2 separate regions of the Mus musculus genome follow, and region 2 is linked to region 1. Evidence: chromatin loops called from intact Hi-C (ENCODE). Cell type or tissue: left cerebral cortex. All regions are shown on one strand. Each heading gives the region's core, and the rest is flanking DNA. Links, peaks and the distances in the headings are about the cores only. Region 1 holds the start of Pde1a (phosphodiesterase 1A, calmodulin-dependent). Region 2 has its middle 58 kb from the start of Pde1a.

Region 1 (5,384 bases), core at 1-5,000:
GGGTAGCTATCCTTCATATGTGAGATTCTGCTGAGGCTATAGAGTCACAAGGAACTTCTGAGCAGGGGATTGAATTTGCTGCTGGAATGGTATGAGAAATGGGAAGGAAGGCTTTCCTAAGCCCTGAACTATTTACAACTTAAGAACGAGTGTATGATGATTTCAAATTACAGCTTTACCCAGGGTCTGATGTCACCGCTACTGCTCGTGTTTCCACCATCAAAGATGAGGAGTCATGTCAGGATGCTAAATTGTTGTTCTGAGTGGCAGCAAATAAAATGAAAGTGGTGAGAAAAACGTTGACCTAAAAATCGGCAGCGTGAGGCTTGGAGGTCTTCATGAGAATGGAGACAAGACTATTTTACCTTTGCTCTCCAAAAGGAACAAGAGATAAGGAGTTACATGAGCGTATACGGTATCCCAAACATTGAGTAAAACAGACCCCAAGGGGTTAATAGATGAAGTTGGGAGATGGCTCCATTGGCAATGTGCTTGCCATATAAGCACAAGAACCCACATTTGGATATCCCCAACACCGATGGGGAAACCAGCTCCAAGGCTGCCAGCTCGTGATCCTGGAACTGCAGAGGCACAGATGGGTGGATTCAGGTGTTCGCTTGCCAGCCAGTCTAGCTAAACTGGTCAGCTCCGAGATCAGTGAGATCTTGCCTCAGAAACTAAGCTGAAAAGTGAACGAGGAAGAAACTCCGACCTCCGGTCTCCATATGCGCACACACACATACATGCACACACATATGCGCACACCCGTAGATGCATCCACACACTTGAAACATGTGCACACTAAAAAGGTTCATTAAACAAATGAACCAAGTACTCTAGAGAAATTGATGCTTAATTTAGAATAGCAATGTTTCCACATGTTTTACAAAATTTGTCATTATTTCTTTTTTTTAATTAGATATTTTCTTTATTTACATTTCAAATGCTATCCCTTTTCCTAGTTTCCCCTCCGAAAACCTCCTATCCCCTCCCCCCTCCTCCTGCTCACCAATTCATCCACTCCCGCTTCCTGGCCCTGGCATTCCCCTACACTAGGGCATAGAACCTTCACAGGACTAAGGGCCTCTTCTCCCATTGATGACCAACTAGGCCATCCTCTGCTACATATATAGCTAGAGCCATGAGTCCCACCATGTGTTTTCTTTGGCTGGTGGTTTAGTCCCAGGGAGCTCTACAGGTACTGGTTAGTTCATACTGTTGTTCCTTTTATGGGGCTGCAAGCCTCTTCAGCTCCTTGGGTACTTTCTCTAGCTCCTTTCTGGAGGACCCTATGCTCCGTCCAATGGAGGACTGTGAGCATCCACTTCTGTATTTTTCAGGCACTGGCAGAGCCTCTCAGGAGATAGCTGTATCAGGCTCCTGTCAGCAAGCTCTTTGAGTATACAAACCAGTTGTGGTAGTGCATGCTTGCAATCCAAACATTGGAGAGAATGGAGCAGGAAAATTATAAGTTTTAAAGTAAGCTGGGGTAAAAGGCAAAACAATACTTTTTAAAAATTGTCTAAAATATACTATATAAAAATACCTATGAAAGACTATCCAAGTATCTTCTGTAGTGGCTTGTGTTTCCATGTTTCATGAATAAATATTTCATTTATTTTCATCTCCACTTGAATTTAACCTTAAAATGTACATATTGTATGCCAAATTAAAAATGTATAGCCTGCTGAAAAACAGCAATAAGTTTATAAAGTTGGATATCATAAAAGAAAATCAAATAAAATCCTTTCCAAATAAATATCCAATAGTGAGCACTGAGTCTATTTTATCAAAATAAGAAATCATTACAGAACTGTTTAATAGCATTCATGAGTGCCAGGATTTTCACTGCAGACACTTAAAAGTAGAAGCCAGGAGCAACACTGATGAGAGAATTCGGCTTGAGTCAGTATTGCGTTTTAAAGAGGTGAGGCATTTTCATCAAGGGGATGGGGAGTCCCGCACATCACTGCATTGGAAGCAGACTACACAAAAGACCATAATTAAACAATTTGCTTGTCATTAGTCATGCAGATTTTAAGCTTGGAGCTTCTTTCTTGCTTTGACAAGCCTCAGCCAGGAACTCTGAGAATGTCTTAAGTCAAAGTGCAAGGAAAAGGAATGAACCGAAATGCAAATTTCTTCCTGCTTGAATACAAAAGCTCTGAGTCACTTCAGTCAGTAAGAATGGCTTTAAAACACTAAACTGGCTGGAGATCATTAAGTGATTCTGTGTAGCAATCGGTCCAAAAGAACACAGCGTGTGCACACAGAGATGTAATCCACTGTCAACTCAGAAGCTCTGCTGCTGAGAGACCTCATCACCCCTCTTAGAAACGGCCATCAAACGACAAGGTGAAAAGTTAGAGAACTTTTCTCAAAAATGTTGAGTAAACACGGAATCAATTTTCTAGTTGTTTGAAGACATATTTCTAACGTCACTACGGGGTATCTTTTTGCCTCGGAGTAACTAAGGAAAAACAATATACCAAGAGCAAACAAAACATCCTGTCCTGTAAAGGAAGAATCTAAATGGGTTGTGATCTCAGTTATAGCAGCCCAGTACAGATGTTCATCCACTAGGTTAGAGCACAAATCATCTGGTAATTGCTGATGCTTAATTTGCATCTATGCTAATTAATTGTGTGAACCACTATTTGTTTCGACAGGATTATTTGTTTCTCTAGAGAATCTGCCTTCTAAATCTCCAATGGCTCTTTGAAACAGATATCTCTCGTTCGTTCAATGGCTATAAAAATGGCTTCCTTTTTAAAAGTTATTCTCTGCTGTTTGCATTATTGGGGTGCTTTCATGCGAGGCACCACAATACCATGGATTGCTTCATGTAATGGAAAATATGTATACACTGAGAGCACTCTATGTCCAGATGGAGAAGAGTAGAGAGGATTTGGACTTCTAAACAAAGTTTGATGTAGTTGTCCTTTATAAAAGCGATGACATAAGCTTGCCCATATACTACCTTTCATGAAACACTGTGTAAACATGCGACAGCATTAAAGATGGGAATCCATCTACGGGGCACTGTGGTCCTCCAGTTATCTTTGTAAAGCTAATGCCCCACTTAATTCTGAGATATGAAAATACACTTAGAAATTCCAATGACCTACAAATATTCATATTTCTATCCAAATGTTACATCGGCTTTTACAACTGGTGCTATGATTAAAACGGAGCATATAAACAGTGCTGTGGTGAAGCACTGGCCAGAACTCTCACACACACTGACGGTGGTGGGGGTGGGGGTGGGGTGGGGTGGGGGTGATGAGCAAGGTGCTAACACTAGAACCAAAGTGGATTCAGGTAATTACAAGTCGTGCTTCGAGTCACTGTACATCCTGTTCTGTATTGTTAAGAACCCGGTCAGTACACTGGAAGCAATTCGCACTTTACTAGTTAGTGAGGAATGGAAATTTAATTCCTCACTAATTTAAACCAAAGCTCTAATATGTTTGATATGCTTTTCATGTTGTTTTGCCACACAAATAATTTTCTTACTAAAATATTAGTTTATCCATCGTAGAATAAGCACAGAATAAATATGCAATTTATGATTCTACAAATCCCATCTTTGTTTTTTTTTCAAAGAAAGAAATCTCCATCTTATTTTTCTCTCTCCACTTACCTGAGAGAAATTATTTCAGTGAGGACCAAGCAAGCTGATTTCCTAGTCCCTCCTGTGCTTATCTAAAGCACACATCTAAACAACACACACAGCAGGGAGCAGAAGCCCTGGACTGTAAACAAAAAGTGATTTCACAGAGCCTTACCTTACTCCATACAAAACATGCAGGTCCAGAAACTGCTTTCAACAAGTTGCTAGCTGAAATGGGTATATTTTAGTTTTCAAGAGAAAATTTCTGCAAAGGAAACACTAAACCTCAAAGTCAAATAACACCCACAATTATTTGTGTTAACGGTCAGCTATTTATGGAGGGGAAAATATAACATAAGACCAGGAGAGCTTACTCACATTCCCTTCAGGCGCTGCCACATCTTCTCGGTCTGTTCTCCAATGAGATACTTGTAAGTGGCGTTTTCCAATTCTTCGATGTCCGTATCAGTAGACCCCATGATGATGTTCCTAGGACAACACAGGTGCAGTCAGTTTCAGCGGCTAGGACAAGCATTCCTCAGTCCGTTACAAATCTCAAGCGTTACACAGTAGCATCTCTTAGCCATCCAAACAGTTCAGGGACGCAAAGCCGAAGGAAGGCTCTGCCAGAACTGCCGTCTTTGACAGGCATATACTCTGCTCACATCACCAACGCCCCCACCACCACCAACCCAAGCAGACAGAGTATAAACAGATGCTCTGACCTCACGGGAGCAATCCACACATGTGAGCTGCTACTGTACTACTGACCGACTGCTCAGGCTATTTGCCAAGCAGCTCATCTGCAACTGTTCCGTGCACAGAAGCACATCAGAATTTCTACAGTTTACGAGCTCAATTATGCACGAAAGAAACGTGAATGACTTTCGCGCTCTACAAGAAGCTGAATTCCTCTCTAGCAGCTGAAGCAGGGCAGGATGTAATAAGAAACCAGATGGTAGGAAGCAGTACCAGCAGCACCACCCTGGGAAGAAAGTGCCTGTTTAAATACCAAGGCTTTTGTCTCTTAATTGATCTGGAAGCGGCACTTAAAAATACAGCACACTTCCTGAATAAATGCAGCCAATATTAATGACAAACACGGAGAAGAGTCACACATAGAGCCGTACAGGAGACAGACCCCAGAGCTCCACAGGTTGTTATTGAGAGAGTATGTCCATCAAGTGATGCTGGAATCGTGCTTATTCATCTTCTCCTAGCAACTCTACACAGTGGGTAACTGCCAATTTAACCAGGGAAAACACAGCAGCTGCGTTCAGCCCGCTCTGTGAATCCTTTGAGGATTAAAAAATAAATAAAATGAAATGGGTGTGAATGCATGTGTGTGAGTGTTGAAGGCAAAGGGTGTGTGTGTGTGTGTGTGTGTGTGTGTGTGTGTGTGTGTACGCTGAGAAGAGAGATTAGAGAAAATGATGCTGTGGTGTTTGTGCATGTTAGGAGAAAAATGAGAGAAAGTGGACATAAAAGGAATCAGAACTGATTGTCTGCCAAACTGCCACACATGGCGAGCTTTCTTTGAAACAGGCACAGATCCTGAGTGGACCTTCATAATATCTGTTGCTATCTGCAAGCTGCTTAGAAAAATATCCTCCAAAGTATTGTCTCTTCTTATTCAGAGACTCACACACAATTTTGCTCATTTGTCCTTCAGGGTTTGCCCATTGCCTGGATTCTTAAGGCTTCATGTATCCAAAGACATTTAGGTAATAGCAATCCAATATTTAGTGGCTATTTCAATGTTTACATGTTG
Region 2 (5,384 bases), core at 61-5,060, 60 kb after region 1:
ATTTCAAATGTTAACTAACCATACTTCTGACTTCAAGTAAAATTAACGCTTGTTCTATAATTGAGACCCAGGTTCATAGTGCCCACAGGCCTCTCACACTAGCACCTGGAAAACTTAAAGGTTAGGCTTTCTTGGAAACAGCAAAAATGCAAATATTGTAAACAGCACAAGCACCCATTAGGCAAGGTTTTAGCACTGCAAGATGGACATTTCCTTACCCAGAGACCTACCCTGCTAAATGATCTTGCTGCTGCACACACATATTTTTACATGAATAGGTTTTCAGTTCCAAAATGTGTGCCAGTGTAAAGAGTCAGCATTTGGTTAATGAAATCTGAATAGGAAGAGATGCCTGGAACAGGAGACCCTGACCAGCAGCAGTGAGCAGCAGCAGCTGGAATATGGCAGTGCCGAGAGGTGCTTGGGTTTAAGTCTTAGTTTATGTGAAGGCTTAGCAAAATGAAAACCATCCCAAGAAAAGACTGCTAGTCCTTGTCCATGGTTACGTAGTCCGGGGACTCTGCAGAGTATAAAATATAACCACATACTGGTTAGGCTAAATCAAGTGAATAAATTAAATAATTCTACCCACATAGAGTCATCTGAGATGAAAATCCTACCCTAGAACAGGATTGGTTAGCAAGGGGTTTTTATGCCTGATCCACTGATAAAAAGAAAGAAGCAAGCAGCAATGAATCAAGGAAAGAAACAAGAAAAGAAATTTCTATTTTTCAAGGCAAGATTCTGTCCCACCCTCTCTATTCCTGGTGTGGACTTAAGCCTGCTAATCCACTTAGAGAGGAACCAAAAAAACCGGAAAGCTCTAGGTGACACAGTGGCCTTACCCCTAAGAATAATTGGGAGGGTGCTCACCCAGCAAGAAACACACCTGAACCTTTAAGAGCCATAGTAGATTGTGGCCAATAGTCAAGCTTGTGTGGAATACCGCCATTAATGTCTGCTGGCTGTTTATAATACAGGAAGTGTTGGAAGAATCTATGTGTCTGGGGCACATAGCTACCAAGACTATAGCTTCCAGGAAGAATTCCTTTAAGGGTGAAAATATATGCAAGACCTACAAAGAATCCATTGAGAGAGTCTGAAAAGGGAGCCAGGGAAGGGATTTGGGTATATGGAGTAGAATTCCTCCCATCTATTCCTGATGTCTTCTTTCATTCACTAGCTCTCAGAGGCCTTGGCAGAGTAGGCTCCATGATTGGAAACCACAGGTTCCTACAAACTGCTGTAGTAGGAGATGGGACAGGAGGGGAAGTGCTTGTCCCTGTGCTCTGGCATTTCCTGCAACATTTCTATTGCTCCTCCCAAAAGAATAACTGCCCTAGGAGTTTGTCTGAGCAAGCATCCTTCTGTTCTGTGTTGTTGTTGTTGTTGTTGTTGTTGTTGTTGTTGTTGTTGTTGTTGTTGCTGCTGCTGCTGCTGCTGCTGCTGCTATTGTTTTTCCTTTTGGTTTTACATGCTGACATAGTGTTGTAAACCACTCTCCACCCCAGGAGAAAACTGTAGCACTACAGTAGTCTTTCCAGGTTTGTTCCATCCTGGCCTGTTAAGTCAAGGGTGATGTGTTAAGAAGCCCATCACAGTAATACAGTTCCCATAGCTTCATTTTTACTTTATCATCTCCCACAGGTAAGTCTCATTTGGATCTGAACTCAAAAGGACAAGAGAAAGGTTAATATTGGCCAAATATCCAACAGAATAAAACACAAGGAGCCTTGGGATGCAGAAGCAGGGACTAGAATATGATAAACAAGACAACATCTAGATATAGACATTGCTACTAGGATTAGGGCAGGTAGCTTCAGAGTTCTGGAGTTTATACAGGAGTTTATAAAGGACATTGTAGCACTTGAGAGATAGAGGAAGGAGAATCTATGTGAGTTCAAGGCCAGTCTGGTCTAGAATGAATTCCAGAACAACCAAGGCTACACAGAGAAATTGTCTCAAAAGTAAATAAATAAAAATAAAAATAAAATTAAGTGAGACTGCAGAGTCTAAGTGAGAAGCTTCTGTCCTCATACACAAGGTTAAATTCTTATATTCATTAAATTTGTCAGCAAACTAGAAGACTTTACACACACACAAACACACACACACACACACACACACGTTTCAAATAGGCTCTTGCTTGTTAACTGTATTATCAGTGCCCATGAGGCCTTATTAGAGTGGAAATATGTCCTGTTCTTCCGTTGCTGGAGAAAAATAAATTCTTAAAATACAACAATTAAGTAGGCAATTAAAAAAAAAACTTCCTAGAAATTTTGTCTTTAGAAATCCTATTTGTTTCAAAAAGCATCAAAATGATAATGGATTGGCTATTTAAAACATTTGCTTTGCCTAGAACATTCTGTCTCTAGAAATCGTATTTATTTTTTTAAAAAGGAAGATAGTGGATTGGCTATTTAAAATGTTTGCTTTGGTAAGAACATGATAATGAAAGAAAAGTGAAGGGAGGGAAAAAAAAGAAAAACAAGGGATTGACCTAGGAGACAGGTGTAATGTGCTGGAAACCACACTGAAGATGGCCCAGAGCTAGAGCTCTTCGTGACAGATGATGAGCACTCTTTCAATCCAACAGCTGGATCAACACCCAAACCCATGAATGGATGAGTCATTAGTGATTCTACCTCTTGTCTCTGAGCTGGCCTGGCTGGCACTAAGTAGAACAGAGATGAGTGCTAAGAACCTCCAGAGTTTGCAGCTGGTGTCTCTTTCTGCCTTTATGTTTTGGCATGGTAACCGCACGGTGAATCACTTTTGGATTAAAAAGCCATTTTCTCGCATTCACACTTTCACATACTTCACTTTAACTGCATAGAAGTTTGAACAATTGAGGAAAAGTTGAACAGTTTCTAAGCATCTGTTCCGTGTTTGCTTCTTCTACTTTGATCTACTCAACTGAGTCTCAGTCATGTTCAAGTATCTGTTAATAATGTCTTCTTCATTCTCTTGGAAACATTATTGGAGATTTTGACCTCAATAGTATCTAGGATTTTAGTGTAAAGAATGTTATGAGATTTTATGATATTAAATTCAGTTGTCTTTCTAAACTTCAAGGCTCCCACCTTTTTGCTTTCTCAAATAGTGTTGAACAATAAGGCAGCTGAGACATTCTGTCCTGGTGTTCTTCCCTGGTTAACAGTGCAAGCTAAACATTGCAGCCTGGTCCTCTTGGTTGCTACTCTGCTGGTCCATTTTCAGTCCACCACCTTTTTGGTGTGACAGCATGGTTTGGAAGAACCAATTTTAAGAAGTCACAGGACCTAGATTTCTGTAGCCTGTCAAGGCTTGGCATTCCTCTACCTCTGCTATGGTGTAATCTTTGTCACAGTTGCAACTGTTCTCAGATGGTCTTGATCACATTTCCAATGAACATTTGCTATTTTAGGGTTCTCCTAGTCTATGTCCTTCACATTACCCAGTATTTCTTTGTAATTTCTCCTGAGCCTACTCCTATCTCCATTTTGTTTTCCATTTTCAGAGTAAGAAATGAAACAAAATGGAAAAGCAGGCTCTCAGGTTGCTATTATCAACTGAAAATCTTCCAAGTTATGAATACTGGCAGATATGAATTATATTTCTGATTTTAAAATTCTGTTCCTCTTGAGTATAAAGACTGTATCTGCCTTGGAGAAGCATTAGGTAAACCAAATCAACACAGTCACATTCAGTACCATTTAGTAATTATGCTGTTGATGGTTGGAACTCTACGAGACAGAAAAATGGGATTCAAAGTGCACATTTTCCACTACAGACAAAGAATAATGCCTCTAAGTGTTGTTTCAAACAAAGGTTATTTTTTCCAAACGCTTTACTGTCATTACTGTTATCAGTAATCCAAAAAACTACAGTCAGGTTGACTCTGGTTTCTCTGCCACCTGCACATAGAAACCAGGATCAAGCCTAAGGAGTAGATGCTGTTTGTTTCGTTGTTTGTTTCACAGAACAAACTTTGTTTCATGAATGTGATCGGAAGAGATGAACCAGAAACATAGGAGACTGGCAGAGGTCAACCCGAAGCTCCCTCCCTCCACAGTTGCCCCAGTGAAGTTCTCAGGGGATGTAGTCTAAAGGAAAGACAAAGTAGATCCACTTAACTAACATAAGGACAGAATAATCCTTCCCGAGATGAGTCACACCCGTGGGAGGAATCTGTGTTGGGCTTGAAAACTCCTTTGGAGTCTCTGCCAAGCAGCACCTTTTACTAAGAAGATATATAATTATATAGAATGACTAATTCATTTCTGCAGATGTCATCCATGTCTGTTTGTCTGTTTGTCCCCACCCCTGGGACTGAGTTGTCTATATTATTTCACTTCTGTACCATGTCTGAATGTCAGTGTCCAGTACCAGTATTTTCAGTCCCCACTGCATGGTAAGTATTTATTAAAAAGCTATTGATGTCTGCAGACTTGAGAAGCTAAATACCAGACCACTCGAACTTCAGATAAAACATGTCTTGACAAAATCCCACAAGGAAAAAAAAAGGATACAACAAAGTCCTTTCTCCAACCGAGAAGCCATTTTCAGTTGTTACATGTTGAGAAAGGGAAAATCAGTTTTTGCCAAGGGAGTGCCAGTGGGTATCTGAACCATTCTCTAGGTAGGACCTATAACCAGGAGTGATGGAGGAGCACAAAATGAACTCCCTGGCTTTTTATTTTATGTTTGAGATTACAATGATATGATTTCCCCTTCCTTCCTTCCTTCAAACCTTCCCACATATTGCTTCCTCGTAGCTTTCAAGTTCAGGAAACTTGTGTGTGTGTGTGTGTGTGTGTGTGTGTGTGTGTGTGTGTGTGTGTGTGAGTGTGTGTGTGTGTGTGTGTGTGTGTGTGTGTGTGTGTTTGGTTTGGTTTGTGAGAATCATTTGTTGCTTTGGGGAGTTTATTCTTTTATTGATTTTTTTTTTGAGCTAGCCTCAAAAATAGAAAAACAAAACTTTATTTTTGTTTTATATTGTCTTTCCTCTTGGTTTATTTTTTTAAGAGAGACTGTGAAATTGAATGAATAAAGAGGTGAGAGAGTCTGAGAGGAGTAGAGGAGGAGAAAGAATATGATCAAAAATATACTTTATAAAAAAATAATGTTTCTAAATTGAAGATATCTTGAAAAACATAGGAGAAGCATATTTTGTGTGTGGAAGTGCCTTTTGCCTGCCCATTTTGTCACTGATTTTTAACCTACATATTAATAATTAAACTAATGAAAGTATCTTTGCATCTATAAATATAGCATAGCCACAGATTCTTTGTAATGCCTGGATGAAAATGTCTATTAAAATAATATAGGAATGCTGTCTTATCAAGATGGTTCTATTGTTCAAAGTTAATGTTAAGAGTCTATGTTTTAAAGTAGATGTA

What was found. Peaks named below come from ENCODE experiments on the same cell type or tissue, not always from the same donor. Only the 100,000 strongest peaks of a DNase experiment are listed, where the experiment ranks them.
Region 2: a loop joins it to region 1, with 4 times the contacts of the local background. A loop is called at or near these places in 3 of 42 quality-filtered maps.

What each region holds. Positions count from the first base shown.
Region 1 is chr2:80,124,743-80,130,126 of GRCm38, forward strand. It overlaps Pde1a (phosphodiesterase 1A, calmodulin-dependent), which reads right to left and starts at 4,670. Exons shown (of 16, transcript NM_001159582.1): 1 at 4,339-4,670; 2 at 3,992-4,102. The coding sequence starts at 4,092. In left cerebral cortex, for the core only: no CTCF peak of the experiment used is centred there; DNase peaks (open chromatin) are centred at 301, 556, 2,047, 2,916 and 3 more places; H3K4me3 peaks cover 3,668 bases; H3K27ac peaks cover 3,008 bases.
Region 2 is chr2:80,184,405-80,189,788 of GRCm38, forward strand. It overlaps a transcript of Pde1a not described here. Among named protein-coding and RNA genes, the nearest start is that of Pde1a, 58 kb to the left of the region's middle. In left cerebral cortex, for the core only: no CTCF peak of the experiment used is centred there; DNase peaks (open chromatin) are centred at 2,735, 3,301 and 4,176; H3K27ac peaks cover 3,236 bases.